2 separate regions of the Mus musculus genome follow, and region 1 is linked to region 2. A link is a loop called in an ENCODE intact Hi-C map of the cell type or tissue named here. Cell type or tissue: gastrocnemius. All regions are shown on one strand.

Region 1 (8,000 bases), 71 kb after region 2:
AGATGATCAGATGGCGTCCCATTCCACTGAGATGAGCATCATGACTGATCTGAAGATCAGATCAGACTCTTCCATGCCCTTCCTCCCCACTAACCTAAAACATCTTTCTCTCGGGCCTCGATTTCCTCCCTGGATAAAGAGGCTAATCAGTTTCTACCCTTGTGGGTGTTTGTCTGAACTACCCATGCCCATGCACTGCAAGACAGGGCTAAACATCCAGGGGTTTTTATCAGAGGGAAACTTGGAAGGTAGCGTGCAGGTTGGAGAGGCCACCAGGCCAGTGTGAAAGGAGCTAGAAGGTAAGACATAAGCACTCTAGACTCAAGAGTGAAGCAGATATGGTGGTACCTAAGTCAGCCATCCTAGGATGCTTGAGGCTTCTGGGAATAGGCCCCGCCTCAGTATGCCCCTGAGTATGCACTCATACACACACACACAGACACACAGACCTACATACAGACACACACAGATACACACACACAGACACAGTCACACAGACACACACACACCTCACATATACCTAACAGAGAGACACACAGACACACATAGGCACACATACACACAGAGAGACACACACAGACACACACACAGACACACACACACACACATTCAGAAACACAAACACACACATACACACACACACATAGAGGTACAGACCTTCTAGAACGATACCTCCTGCCTCCCAGTAACCCACCCTGTCACCAAACTGGAGACCCAGACCCAGCACTGGCTCTAGTGCGTATTTGAGCATGATAAGTTTTGTGCCATATGCATTTTAACACAGCTTGAAGGGAAAGCTTGGGTTTCTTAGGGTCAACTCACATAGCTCAGACCTCAAGCTCATCTTGCCTAAGGATGTACACTGGCAGGTGACTGCTTCTCACCATGATGTGGGGAGAGCATGGCGATGATGATGATGATGATGATGATGACGATGGTGGTGGTGGTGGTGATGTGAAAGTACGCACACTGAGCAAGTATCCCTGTGCAACCCACCAGTGTATTCTATGGTGTCGGGCAGGAACAATGCATTCCAGGTAGCCACGGGCCTCTAGTAGCTCTATGGACTGTAGATGCCACCTAGAATACCCCATGTAATAACGCAAGGAAGCCATCACACCAGGCATTCTTCTCTCCAGCTGTGCAGACAGGCGGAGACTCTCCAACTCCTAAAGCAGCCAATCCTCTACCCCTAAAGCCCCCATCTGCTCACAAAGGCAGGGGAGTGAGGCCTGGTGCACATGTAGCCTGTTCAGCCCCAGGCCAGGCCAAGAGGTCAACCTGACCTCTTGTGATTGCTCACGAATAGATACTTCCTCCCTGCTGCCCAGCCGCCTGCCCCCCCTCCACCTACTAACCCTTTGCAGAACTCTAGAATAAGCGGGGCTCTGTTAGTCTGGGGCCTTTGGATGCCACCACCCTAGCTTCTGAGGCCACCAGCCCTCCAGGCAGGTGGGCCCGAGTGCCGGAAAGTGCCAGCATTTCCTCCAGCTCTGATGGGGTCAGAGATGATAACTAATTGGAGGCTGCTGGGCTGATGTCTGTCTCCGGCTTCCTGTCACCTTGCCTAGGGAGGTCACTCACTGTGAGCAACAGCCCTCAACCACCCAGCACCAGCTGCTGCAACACCGGCAGGTCTCCAATGCATGGTGTCTTGTCTCATCTTTCGCCACCACCTTAGTTCCCCCAGACTCTGCAGAAAGGATGCGGGAGGGGCTGAGGAGACAGCTCAGTGGGTAAAACGCTTGCCCTGTAAGTTCAAGGACCTGAATTCTACCCCCAAAGCCAACATAAGAGAGTAAGGCATAGAGGCTTGCTAGTGTGAGCTCCAGGCTGGGAAAGCAGACACAAGCATCACTGTCCTAGCTGAATCCGAGATCTCTGGGTCAGTGGGAGATCCTGTCTCAGAAAGCAGTGGAGGGCTGGCAGTGTAGCTCAGGAGTCCAAGAACTTGCCACCAAACTGGAGGGCATGAGTTGGATCATTAGGGTGGGACCCAAATGATAGCAGAAGAGAATCGATTGCTGCAAGCTGTCCCCTAGTCTCAACAAGCCATCTCCCAAATATAAATAAATATAATGTTGAAACATTTAAATGGTAGCACATGCCTTTAATCCCAGCACTCAGAGGTCAGAGGCAAGTGGGTCTCTGAGTTTAAGGCCAGCCTGGTCTAGTGTTCCAGACTAACCAGGGCTACATAATGGAGAGACTCTGTCACTGATGATGATGAAGAAGAGGAGGAGAAGGAAGGAAAGGAAGAGGAGGAAGAAAAGGAGGAATAGGAGGAGAAGAAAGAAGGAGGAGGAGGAGGAGAAGGAGAAGGAGGAGGAGGAGGAGGAGAAGGAGAAGGAGAAGGAGAAGGAGAAGGAGAAGGAGAAGGAGAAGGAGAAGGAGAAGGAGAAGGAGAAGGAGAAGGAGAAGGAGAAGGAGAAGGAGAAGGAGAAGGAGAAGGAGAAGGAGAAGGAGAAGGAGAAAATGTAGACAGCATGCAGAAGAATGATACCCAAGGTTGGCTTACAAGCACATGTAAACGGGGGGGGGGGGGGGGGGAGAAGAGGAGGAGGAGGAGGAGGAGGAGAAGCTGCTATGCCTGCTATACATCCCAGAGTCTCCATACACACCCAGGCTGCTTCAGTTTCTTGGATGTCTGTAATCAGCACAGCGAATTCACAAGCACCCCAAAATGCAGTTGCTTAACCACATGAACAGAGAACAGGAGTGTACTGTGCTACCCCAGAAACCCAGCCGTCCTCCCTCTGCCATCTTTTAGAGAAGCACCTTTGCTAATTGGAACAAAAACCCTGAAGGCCCTGGGAGACTTGTCAAAGCCCAGCTGCTGGGCCGGCCTCCAGGCTTCCTGGTGCAGTCTCTCTGGATGGAATCCAGGCTCACACTTCTGGTGTAGGGCCCACAGTCTGAGAATTAAGGTGATCGGCAGCAATGATAACTCCTCGATTCCTGCATCTGGCTGACGGGTGAGGGAAGAAAAGGCATGGAGGAATCCTAATGAGAGGAGACACATTTCATTCGCCAGAAGCTTATCAGGAGACCCTCATCAAACCACAGGGATCCCGAGAAATGCCAACTACACATGTTTGTAGGAAGTGAAGGCCATTGATGCTGGCAGGAAGTCCCTCAGGGATCTCTCTGAGGATCATCGCCATCAACAATCCAGGTGGCACTCCCTACGTGGCCTGGTGTTGTTCCTAATACCTCACAGGAGAAATAAACAAGCCCAAAGGTTATATCTCTTTCCTAAGGCCAAAGAAAGCCAGCAAAGAACTGAGCTGGGGTTCAGACTCAGCTGGTGTCAGACAGGAGTTTTTCCTATGTGTCTAGGTGACACAAGTCTCCACTCTTCTATCCCTTCCCAGGTTTAATCCCAACCCATCTGGGCAGTGTTATTCAAGGGATCTGGCCAGCAGGTGGCAAGAGTCAGGGCATGCCGGTGGCCCACAGGAGGGTAGATATCATAGTAGAGGAACCAGAAGGCTTTAGGATTTGATGTCCAGAAATAAAATAGTGACTCCCTGTCCATGCCTGCAAGCTAAAGCTGAAGAATCCTTCAGTAGGATAGAGCAGAGAACCCCTGGGAGGGGTAAGGCAGGCTTAGAAGGGGAGACTGTGGGGAATGTGGTAGACTGCAGAAGATGGAAGGGAAGTAGAAATTTATGAGGTTGACGTGACTGTCCCTGTGGCGGGGATGGAGAAACAAAGGCACAGCTAAGCAGGTACTCCGGTGAGTTCGCATGAACAACAGCCTCAGCAGCATTCGACCTGGGCCCCAGCTAAGGTGTGTGACTCACTCCTGCCCCTCCCACTGTTCACACTCTTCAGAGAGAGCATCAGCGGTGGCCTTGTGCCAACCATGGCAGGGCAGATCTGACCGGGTCCACCTACTGCCCTTTCGACTCCTGTCCCTGCAAATGAGGACACATGACTTCCAGTTTCTTTGATCCTGGGGCCTCCTTATCTATGAAAAAATGTTAAATGTGCCTACCTCAGAGGACAAATGTGAAACCTAATGAGCAGAGATAGCAAGCCATTCATTTAATAGCTGATAGCTGGACACCTAGAATTCACGCCCTTCTAGGCTATGTGGAAGAGCAAACCCCCTCCCTCCTGCTGATCATAGAACAAACACCAGAAAAAAAAATACATGAGTCAGGTTCTAAGTCATTCAAGGATGCTGGGTGATAGGGTTGGAGGCACCTAACCTTGGTGGAGGTTGGTGTGGGAGGGTACTCCTCCATACTAACAGATGAAGAAGGTAGAAAAAGAGATGTTGAGACCAGGAAGTGTAGACAAGATGGTTAGAGAGCCAAGGGACAGATAAGATGTCAGAGTGGCTGTCTGAGTGATTGGCAAGAACACTAAAAAGAAGAAGCTCATGAGCTGTGGAGCTGTTGTGTAAATCAGAGAAACAAGACCAAACAGATCTCCAGTCCCCAGCACCCAGGAGACAGAGTATACAGAGGTTTCTTTGAGTTTGAGACCAGCCTGGTCTACAAGGCGAGTTCTAGGACAGCCAAGGCTACATAGTGAGATCCTGTCTGAAAGGGAGATTTAGTCTAAGGAACTGACTTCTGACTGTGGGCATTGGCATGGTCTCAAAGCCCCAGGGCAGCCAGCCAACTGGAATTCAATCGGGAGCTGATGCCATGGTCTTGAGGTGACAATGGGCTCTAGAAACCTCAGTTTGGGCTTCTTAAGGATTCCAATTGATGAGGCTCGGCCCATGTAGACCATGTAGCATCCAGGATGTCTTCCATACCTTTCAGCCACACCCAAGTGGACTGGTGTTTGACAGCTAATTATATGGACACACCAAGCTCACCATCATGATATGTCCGTAGCCCAAGGCAAGGGCAGAGAAAAAATATGGCCACTAGTAGGACAGGGCTATCTCAGGGCACGTGCTAAGGATAGACTTAACTGGGAGAGGATGTGAGCCAGGGACTTCAATGGCTGGTACTAGAGACTGCAACCATGAAGAAGACAGGGTATAAGAAAGTGGAGGAAGGAGGTGAGAGGCTAGGAGCCTCTGTGGCCAGGAGATGTTGGAGGTGGGATTACAGAGAACATTCTAGGAAGATCATGGTAAAGCTGGGTCTGACGGCTTGAACTTGTAATCCAGTTCTGAGGACATAGAGAGGCAGATGGCTCCCTGGGCTCTTTGGCTGGACTAGCTTACTCAGAGAAATCCAGATTCAGTGGGAGAGCCTGTCTCAACATACAAGATAAATGTCTGAAGAGCCATAGCTCTTCTAGCTTACACACACACACACACACACACACACACACACACACACACACACACACAGAGAGAGAGAGAGAGAGAGAGAGAGACAGAGACAGAGACAGAGACAGAGACAGAGACAAAGAAGAGACACAGAGACAGACACACACACAGATACAAAGACAGACAGACAGACACAGTGATACAGAAAGGCAGAGAGAGACAGGAAGAAGAGACAGAAACACAGAGACACAGAGACAGACACACACACACAGAGACAGAGAGAAGAGACACAGATGCAAAGGCACACACAGAGAGACAGAGAGAGAGAGAGAAGAAAGAAAGCCACAGAGACAAAGAGACAAAGAGAAGAGAGATACAGAGACATAGAGACAGACACACACATACACAGAAAAAGAGAGAAAGACAAAGACAAAGACACACACACACACAGAGGGGGAGCATGCTTTACATCTTGACACAGATGTAGATGTTGGATCAGTGGCTGCTTGATAATGTCACTTTAGTTGGTACCAACCATGGACCCCACGTAGCAGATAAAGAACCCTGGATGAGTGAGTGTGTTTAACTTTGACCTATTTTAAAGCCTCAAACACTTCACACACACACACACACACACACACACACACATACACACACACCCTATACAACATCTCATTAATCTTTAAAACTGATTGCCTATTAAAACAAAGTTCGGCCTGGGTGGCTCAGTCAGTGAAGTGCTGGCCTTGCAGGTACCAGGTCCTGACTTTGATCCCTGGAACCCAAGGAGTAGCCAACCTAATGAGTGAGCCCCAGGTCAATGAGCCTCTGTCTCCATGGAGGTGGGTGGTGTCTCTAAGGATGACCTAGGTTGTCCTCTGGCCTTCATATATATACATACACACATGAGGGAGGGGGGAGAGAGAGAGAGAGAGAGAGAGAGAGAGAGAGAGAATCTTTAGCATATACTGGCTTAAAAGGATACCAAAGCACACATTGCTATCATTATCATCAACATCATTACTATCATAATTATTTACTTATTGCTGTAAAGACCAAGATGGGTAGTTATGCACTCTACCACTGAGCTACACCTAGCTTCTCCCTGATTTTTAAATGTGACTACTCAGACCATTTAAAATTATGTAGGATTAAATATTTATAATATCTCTGAGCAAATTACTATTCTAGATCAAGTGTGTACAAACGTTGACCCACATGCTAAATCTGACATATTACCCCTGTTTGTATGACCTTGGAACTCATACACATTTTGCCAGAAAAAAAAAACATGTGTACATGTGTGCATGATGACATTATATGTGGAGGTCAAAGGACAACTCGTGAGTCTGTTCTCTCCTTCCATTATGTGGGTACCAGGGATCAAACCCAGGTCCTCGGGCTTGGTAGTGACTCTTTACCCACTGAGCCATCCAGACCGATGTGGTTTTAATCTTTTTTTTTTTAACGTCTTGAAATAAACCAAATGGGTTAGAGAGGTTTCTCAGTGATTGAGAGCACTGGCTGCTCTTCCAGAGGATCTGGGTTCTATACATGGCTGTTCACAACCGTCTGTAACTCCAGTTCCAGGGAATCCCATGCCTTCTTCTGACCTCTTGGGGTACCAAGCATACATGTGCTACAAGACATACTTGCAGGCGAAACACTGATGTACAAACTTTAAAATCTCTTATGTGTATGGATGTTTTGCCTGCATGTATATCTGTGTGCTACATGTGTACCCAGTGCCATCAGAGGCTTGTGAGCTGTCATGTGGGTACTAGATACTGACCTGGGCCCTCTGCAAGAGCAGCCAGTGCTCTTAACCATTGAGCCACCTCTTCAGCCCTGTCATATAAAACTTTTTAAAAGACATGTATGTATGTATGTATGTATGTACGAACATACATCTCACAACCCATTAAACTGATAAAAAATTTAAAACTTGGTGCTCACAAATAAAGTTTTATTGAAACATAGCCTGGCTCATTTTGGGATACACTGTTATAGAAGTGGGGATGGAGAGGCCAGCAATGCTAGACATTCTGACATTTGGAACACTGTTGGTCCAAATAGAATGGTGATACTCTACCGTTCCTGTCAATATGTCCAGTGTCATCCTTAGAAATACATGTTTCCTAGCAACAGTACCCAGCACTTGTGGCAGGTGAGAGAGGGAATCTTCGAATTATTAAATGTAGTAAAATGGCTGCTGGCCTGCGTGGGATAAGCCAGGTGCTGAGCCTTCCCCACGGGTCTCCTTTTTGGGTCCCTGTTGGTCCGATTCGAAATTCTCCCACTACTCAGAGGGAGAAAGCGAGGCCTGAAGATACATCGGGCTTGACATCGCTCCCATCCCCAGAGATGAGTGGCCATCCTCTTTGTCACTGCCCTCAGGAATGTGCCCACCCGTCCCCTGCTGACGCCAGGGCCTTTGTGCTGAGTGGGAATGTCTTCCTGTGTTTCTCTGCCTGTGTTTTCCCCGGATCCTGTGGGCTGAGCCACATCCCTGGGGGCTGCCTCGCCCAAGGCTGTGTGTGGCGTCCCAGGAGGGGGAGGCCGGGGCAGAGAGGCTCCAGACCTAGCTGTGATTTCATAAGCAGACACTTAAGGCCCTGATGCCCGGCGCAGCCCGTGCGGGACAGGCCCCTCCGCTAATTGTCCATTGCCTGCTGCGTCCGGCCAGCCGGCGTCTCCGAGCTCATTAGGAAGGGGAAGAGGGGGGTCTGGGAAGAGGCTCCTCCAGCTCCCAGGGCCT
Region 2 (8,000 bases):
CCAGATGCCCCCAAGTCATGTTGCTAGTACACAGGGAAAACAGGCTCCACCTGGCCAGGTTTCAGTTTCTGAAAAACCAGCCCAGGTCTGTCTCTAGATCTAATCTCACCGCTTCAGGAGTAAGGAGTTCTAAGAACAGGGTATGGCTGGAGGGGTGAGCCTGTGAAATATAAAGTCCACACATCTCAGCTCTCCCCTCCTCACCTACTCAACCTCCCTGGGCCACACCTCTAGGATGACATTACCAGGGGACTGTCACCTCTGAGGCTAAGAGTCCCACGTTCATCCTCAAACCCCTCCCTAGCTTGTCCCCACAATAAGCTCATAATTGTGACTGTCCCTGTACGGTACACATGGAGCCAAGAGACAGAAGAAGTTGGCTAGGACCTTCCAGGGTGCATCGACACTGGATCTCTTGTGTGAAATCTTGTGACCATCGTGGGCCTAAAATCACCAATGGCTCTAATTACCCTGAGGATAAAAATCTGTTTAGTATGATCTCCAAAGTCCCTGTGATAAGGATTGTGAGTCCCCTCCACCCCAAACCTCAGGTTGCTTTTTAAACAACTGCTATATATTATTTCATATAGAAAGGACTTAGCTCAGTGCCAGGCAGGACACTCAGTCAGCATTGGCCATTACCTTTGCTGTTTCATAGTGAGCCTCACTTGTTAAATAGCTAGTGATTGCAGTCATGGAAACTGTGTGTGTGTGTGTGTGTGTGTGTGTGTGTATGTGTGTGTGTGTGTGTGTGTGTGTGTGTGTGTGTGTGTGTGTTTATCTCTAAATCTTTCCTTGATATTATCTAAATTTAAATGCTACCACCAATCATGGAGTCTGGAGCTAGTTTAGGGTTCTATACCCTGGAAACAAAATGCCTTGGGCCAGAAGTGTCCCAATTTCAGATTTGGAAATATTTGCGTCTGTGCCACGAGTTATCCTGGGGACAGGACTCAAGACTAAACATGAATTGTATGTAGACAGGAGGTAATTTTATGTAATATTTTGAATCAACCTGCTTGGGTCTGTCTCCTTGTGGTCAGGAATATTATTCTGTTTGTGGTGTCAGGTCAGCCCTCAGAAAGGTCTGGATCTGGGAGCAGTTCGGATTTCAAAGTTGCCAGCTTGTCTTCAAACGCATCCACATCAGATCAAGCACTGGACCAAATGTCACCTGCCTTACCCCCGTGCACTCCCAGCCACGAGAGACAGGCGGTACCGTCATCATTTCACAGACGGGAAACTGTGGCCCCTGGAAGCTGAAATCTCACGGCCTGCTCAAAACCACATAGCTAGAAAGTGACCGAGCTTGGATTTGAACTCAGGCATGCAGCTCTCGCCTCCCACACTCTACCATGGCTGCAGATCCGGGCACAGGTACATGGAGAAGGAGGATTTTTTTTTCCTTTTTCTTATTAAATTTAAGACAAACAACCCTCCCTGGATCTCTCCCTCCCTACCCGAATCTAGTGCTTTCTACTCAGTCTCACTGCCCCGAGCGAGGCCTTCAGAAAGTTCCTTGGCTTTCTGAAAGTCCCCAGCTGGAGCCTTCCTTCCTGTTTTAGGTAGTGAAAGCTTAGTGACACAGGACCAGGCCCAATATAGTTTCAGATCTAAATTTAACAACAATGACCGGGCTCCAGCCTGACCCTGCGGAGAAGAAAGCAGAGAAGGGAAAGGAAAAAAAAATAAATAAAAAAATAACCTAGCGACAACTAATTCTTCACAAATTAAGACAATCCTAAGAGTTCCTTTCAACTGTCAGGGCGTATTCTTAGCAAGAGCGTAACACTTAAATCAATTCCAGGCTGTAAAAAACAGTATAATAACAGGAAGCAAGGCTACAGGCCTGACTTCCTCCTGGGAGGCAGGGGATTTGCAGGGTGTCAGTAGAGTGGCCCCGAAGGGACAGAGATGGAGCCAGGCAGCTCCTGACTCACCAGCAGGCTCTTATCTCTGTGTGACCTCCCGTGAGTTCCATCTGGGGTTGCCCACGCAGCCCCTGGGTGGGGCTCTGCAACTAGAACCTTCCATAACCTCCTGGCCACTTTCCTGGCCCATCTCCTCAAAACAGTGTGGATGAAAAATGCAAACCAGAAAGGGTGCACCTTGCATTCACACCTGCAGGTAGGGAGGACTCCAGGGAGCCCAGAGGGACAAGAGGAGAGGTACCAGGCTCCCCATATCATTGTTGTACCTGTGGCCAGGTCTGTACTCATGTAGAGTGTGGGTTAATGAGAAGTATGTACACAGGTTTGAACCCCAGCTCTGACATTTCCTGGCTGCGTAGCCTTGGGCAGGGAACAAGGCCCGGCATCCTCTGGGCCTCAGCTTTGAATCTGTGAGAAGATGCTATTGCCTGTCTGTCAGGGCCAGGGCTGACTGAGATCCTGGAGGTGGTATTTGGTGCAGTGGCTGAAGAGGGCCATGCTTGAAGATGTCCTGCCAACTGTTACCGGTTGTACCTTTACAGAAGCCTAACTCCAGGCAGCGGGGTACCCAGGCAGGGAAGTTTCTGGAAAACACGCCATCCCTTGGGCAGATGGCTCAACGGAAGGTTCCTTGCCTTTCATAATACCCTCTCTTTTCCGAAGAAGGCGGCCAGCACCACAGCTCTATGGCCCTCTCCAGACTCCTCTCTAATTCTCCAGTGTTCGGACACCTGTCCCCAGAAAAACCCTTCCATATTTAATACTTAATTCTTTCTTGCATCGTGCTTTTTCAGAAACTCACATTAAAAAAAAATCCTGGCTGTATCTCTTCTCACAACCATGTCTTTCTTGGGTTTTTGTTTTTGTTTTCTTTTTGTGTGTGTGTGAGGAATTCTAGTTTCCCACACAGGCCTCTACGGCCTGGGCCACTCAGCCCTCCCCTAACCTCAGCCTCTACCTGTGTTCCTCCAACCTGGTATTTCCCTGGTCCCCTGAGCCTCTCAAGCTCTTTCTGCCTCAGCATCCAAGCCATCCTCTGTCCTGGCTGCTTCATTCCGGCTCTTAAAATTTCCCTAATCCCCCTCCAGGTGGTAGCACCATCATCAGAGTTAGAGAGGAGGCCTTCTCAATCCACTTGATAGGAACAGGCTTCCTGGCTCTGCTCCCCAATCAATAGCTGCTCCTGAGAGAGCAACACATATCACCTTCTCAGCTTAGCTCATCCATCGGAGAGCCCATCTTGAAGGCAATCATTTCAAGGGTCTGCGAACCTTTCAAGGGCTCCCTGGATTTAACTCAGGAAACCCTTACAGGAGTGTGGGTCACCTCAGAAAAGGAAACTGGACGTGGAAAGGTTAAGGGCTCCGTGGGGGTCAGAAGACAGTTACCATGTGCCAGGGTCCTCTTCTGTCCCTGGCATGGAGTAGGTCTTCAACACAGAAATGGCTTTGCATGTACCTCCTGTGGACCAGAGTGGCTGACTGACATAAGGACCCTGGAAGGCTGGGTCCCGGCACTCTGTCTGCACTCTCCTCTGCTCTGTCTATGATGCTCAGAGGTTTTGCCCCTGCAAACAGTGTGTCTCCAGGATGCCTGGCTCTAATGAAGGCTTTCCCACAGCGAGGGACAGAGAGAGAGAGAGAGAGAGAGAGAGAGAGAGAGAGAGAGAGAGAGACTCCCTCAGGCAGGAGACCCCAGCAAGTGACAGGGCATTTCTCCATATCCCTGAAAGTCTAAGCCTCTCCTTGCCCTGCAGTTCAGAAATCTCATCTTTTAAGACTCACACCCCTGCATGTATGTAAACTACTGACCCTTGATAGATTCTGGGTGCTGGAGGGGCCCTGTTTGGTTTTTTATTCTTAATCGCCATCCCCTCCACTGTATGATTTAAATTCTCAACGTTTGAACCGTTGGGGGGAGGTGTGCTTTCTGTTTCCCACAGGGAGCCAACGACACCCAAGTGCTAACAAACCTCATCCCATTTCACAGATGAGCAAAATGAGGCTGACAAAAGAGCCTCCCAAGGTCACATGGTCTGGCTAAGCATCAGAGCTCAGGTACAATTGCCAAAACAAAACAAAACAAGCTGGGCAGTGGTGTCGCCCGCCTTTAATCCCAGCACTTGGGAGGCAGAGACAGGCAGATTTCTGAGTTCGAGGCCAGCCTGATCTACAGAGTGAGTTCCAGGACAGCCAGGGCTACACAGAGAAACCGTCTCAAAAAAACAAATCAAATCAAAACAAAAAATAACCCACAAAACAAACAAACAAAAAAACCTCACTTTGTGGCCATCGACTGACTGACGGGGTCTTTCTTGACCCTTGATCTTTTCATTGAAAAACCAGGGATCAAAACAGCAGTGTGAAGCCATCAGAGAGCTAATAGAAATTTATTATTATTATTATTATTGTTATTACTACTACTACTATTGCTATTATTGTCATTGGCATTGCTATAGATACCTCTTGGCTCATACCTGTCGTTCCAAGACTTTGAATTCCCTGAAAGTACTGAGAGAAACATGGATCGAGAGGAGTTACCGGACCCTTTACTCACAGGGCCCCTTCCTAACAAGCAGGTCTGTAACCCCAGCTAACCTAACTGGGTCAAAGTTGCACCTGGCCTCTCCTTTCCTGGCTCCCCTCCCCGCTCTGGGACAGGAATTATCCAGGCGCCCAGCGCCTCGGAGGGCCATCCCCGCTGTGAGGCTTTGATAGGGAAAGTATGAAGAACAAAGGCCATTGTTTCAAAGGCGGCTGGTGCCTCTCAGGCCACGGGCCAGCTTCCCGGGGGTGAGGCCTGGCTCCAGAGACACAAAGCCTAAAGTCATTAGGACCAGCGACAAACAATGACGGCATCCTTTCTATTTACCTGCGTTGGAGCTGGCTGCCAAGCGGGGAACAATGGGGTGGGTATGCAGGCTGGCTCACCCTAGCCCTGATGCTTTACAAACCCCATCTCCTTCTCCCTGACCCGAACTTGAGTAAGAGGGCTTCGTTCCGTGGTAAACTCCCATTCCTTGCCAGTAAAATGTCCACAGGTAGGGTACCAGTCCCTCCTCTCAAGTTCAAATCCAACGCCCAGTGAAGAAGACCTCCTGCAGGCTTTCCCCAGGATAGATTCTAAAGAGACACTTGGGTCCCCTCCAGCTATCAGATAATTAAAAGAGAAAAAAAAAAAGCACCCCCAAGAAATTACAAGATTCCTCCCGGAATTTCCTGATAGGAGGAGAAGTGATCTGACTCTGGGGGCTGCCAGAGGAGGGGCGTGTCTCCTAAAAAAGATTGACAGCTTGTCAGACGCCCTTGCGTTAGGGACTAGAAGCTGGGAGCAGTGGATGGGGTACCACACCTTGAGGCTCTGTACTTTCTATTTAAACCATACCCCTCAGGTCAGGATCCAGAAGATGGACTTGGTGCGGTGGGGGGGGGGGGGGGGCACGGGACGGGACGGGACGGGACATCGCTGGATCCCACATCCTTCTCAACATGGCCCCAATCGGATCAATCACCATTTGTTGCTTTTCACTATTAATTTGATTGCTTCCTCTGCCTTATTGAGGATGGGTGGCCACACCTGGCTTTTGGGACAAAGGCTGTGACCTCTAAGTCCTGTAAGTGTGTCAATCTGCATGACTGACATCAGGGCACCTCAGTGAAGTGACGGCTCTGGGGCGGGTTCTCTGCGCCTCTGGCAACCTCAGGTTTCTACACCTGCCCAATGAAAACAAGCCTTCCTCCCAGGAGTCAAGAGCCCGAACAAAGTAAACATCTTTGGAGATGTGACTCTGCCAACTTGGATAGCAGGACCTATGAAAAAGCTAAGCTTGGATCACCTCCAGGGGGCAGCTCACTTGGACGAGGTGTGCTGCCAGCCTGGGCAAGTGTCAACACAGAGGCAACACAGAGGACAGTACAGGATTCAAGTGATGCTCTCAGCACAGTGAGTGTGAACTCAATACTCGATATCAATAACAAGGATTGTACTATTACGTACAAGATTGAAGCCAGGTGCGGATGATGCTCACCTATGAGCCTAGCACTAGAGAGTCTGACATAAAAGAGTGGCTGTGGATTTGAAGCTAGCCAGAACTAAGTGGTGAATTCTAGGCCAGCCTAGGCACACAGAGTAAGACTCCAACTCAAAACCAACAACACTAAAAGGCCAAAGTACCATCGAGTCCAGAAATGGACACAGACGTCCTTGAGGGGTATTAACAGCGAGACTTATCCTGCAGAGGGATATGCCCACTCTATGCAAGAAGAGGTATAGATCTAGGAGGGAAAATGACAGGTGAGGGGGTAAGGGTGGGAGAGGCACTGTCGAAGGTGGGTCCTGTGGCATCGAGTGAGGCTCGCTCAGATCCCCTCCAGACAGGAGAAATAATAATGGCTCTTGTTTCTCCTCAGTGCAGCTCCCTGCCTCACGCCATTCCCTCCCTTACCTATAGGGGGCGGAGTGGGAATTAAAACCCACTGGGTTGTACCAGTACCCAGAATCTGTTCTCAGTGGTACTGCTTACCAGAAAATGGAAGGTTTCTGGAGCCCAGTTAGAATAGGGGTCACGGTCACAGCAGCTCACACCTACCAGGAGTGTGGTCCTGCTGACGTGGATGATGGAGCAGGCAGATGCGGGAAATCAGCTCGGGTTGGCTAAGATTGGCCCCTCTCTGTGTCCCAGCCATGCTGATTTTGATATACCTCCTCTCCAGGTGTGTCCGCACAGCTCCCAGTGGCTCACCGGGCTCCTATTCATTCTCTAAGTTCTCCCTTGTAAGTTCCAGGAGTCTTGATTCCATTGTGTGTGACTCTCGGAATGGGGGTGGGGGTGGGGTAGCAGTCAGTGCTTGGACTGCCTTTGAGTCACATGACCATTCCTGAAAATATCGCTGAGGGTCCAGCAGTGGTATGTGCTGAGGCACCAAACCCAAAACCTTCCCTTACCAGTTAAAGACTAGAAGTGAAGAGACACGAGGTCTCTAGGAAAATCAGAATTATGTTCCTTCTTTGTCCAGAGAGAGGGGTTTCCCTCACTAACTGTTCGGCAGCTGTTAGGTTTTCAAGTTTTAAGCTTTATCTGAATAGATCTATCCAGCTTCACCCTTCACCCTCTCTGTGGGACGAGTCTTGGCCACTGTGCATTATAGCAGCTCCCTTTTCAAGGCTGTGTAGAATTCCATTCTGGGAATACAGTGCCCGTGGTGCATCTGGCTGCTGTCGGGTGGCATATAAATTCCCTCATTCAGATCATTGCCAAATGCTGGAACTTTTATACCCATCTCCATACTGACAGACGGGTATACACCCAGACTCATGTATGCCTGTCCCAAACATCTCAGAACTGAATAGCCCAGACATGCCACTTGGGTTCAAAGTCACCCTCTGTGACTAGTGGTAGCTTCCCTCCCCAGGAACCGTCAGTTTCCCATTGCAAGACTCCTCCAGTGACTGTGCTTTGCATGGAAAAGCCAATGTCACTTCATTACACAGTGTCCCTTTGGAGATCGGTGCTGGTCATATCTCCACATCAAAGTCAGAACCGCGGCCAGGCCAGGCTCGCCCAACCTCGCTGCCAGGAAATGGGGAATTTCCTTCATTTCTTCGCCCATCTCAGAGGCTATGCAACATGGCTTGTCTTAGTGGTTAAGAGCAGAGTTGTGCCTAGCCCCCCTGCCGAGGTGGCTGAGAAGGGCCTTGGCCCCTGCTCTGATCTTTATCACGCATTTGTCCAGCGCATTAGAATGACAGTATTTTTTATTTATACAACACCTTTTTTTTTTTTTTCTGGCAGGGGGTGGGCTGGACTCAAAGGAGGGGTAGGAGCCAGATGAAGCCTTTTATAGCCTTTGGTTTGTTTACCCTGTGGAGACTGAAGGTCTCTAATGGACAAAGATGGGACATTTAAAGAAGGAAAAGAAGGAATGTGCCCCAACTGGAAGTCAGCCGCCAGGCTTTGCTCTTCTGTCTTTGGTCCTTGTAGATTATATTTATCTGATCCTCAAGGCCCCAGTGGGAGCTGACACTTACCTAAGGCCTGGGTTGCTGTTATCTGCTTTTGTGATGAGCCCT

Evidence for each region. Peaks named below come from ENCODE experiments on the same cell type or tissue, not always from the same donor. Only the 100,000 strongest peaks of a DNase experiment are listed, where the experiment ranks them.
Region 1: a loop joins it to region 2, with 3 times the contacts of the local background. A loop is called at or near these places in 6 of 42 quality-filtered maps.

What each region holds. Positions count from the first base shown.
Region 1 is chr5:118,981,069-118,989,068 of GRCm38, reverse strand. No RefSeq gene overlaps it. Among named protein-coding and RNA genes, the nearest start is that of 4930413E15Rik, 33 kb to the right of the region's middle. In gastrocnemius, no CTCF peak of the experiment used is centred here; a DNase peak (open chromatin) is centred at 4,619; H3K27ac peaks cover 1,352 bases.
Region 2 is chr5:119,052,315-119,060,314 of GRCm38, reverse strand. Gm30895 (a long non-coding RNA gene) reads right to left here and starts at 6,689. Exons shown (of 4, transcript XR_878728.1): 1 at 6,520-6,689. In gastrocnemius, a CTCF peak has its summit at 6,382; a DNase peak (open chromatin) is centred at 4,687; H3K27ac peaks cover 6,173 bases.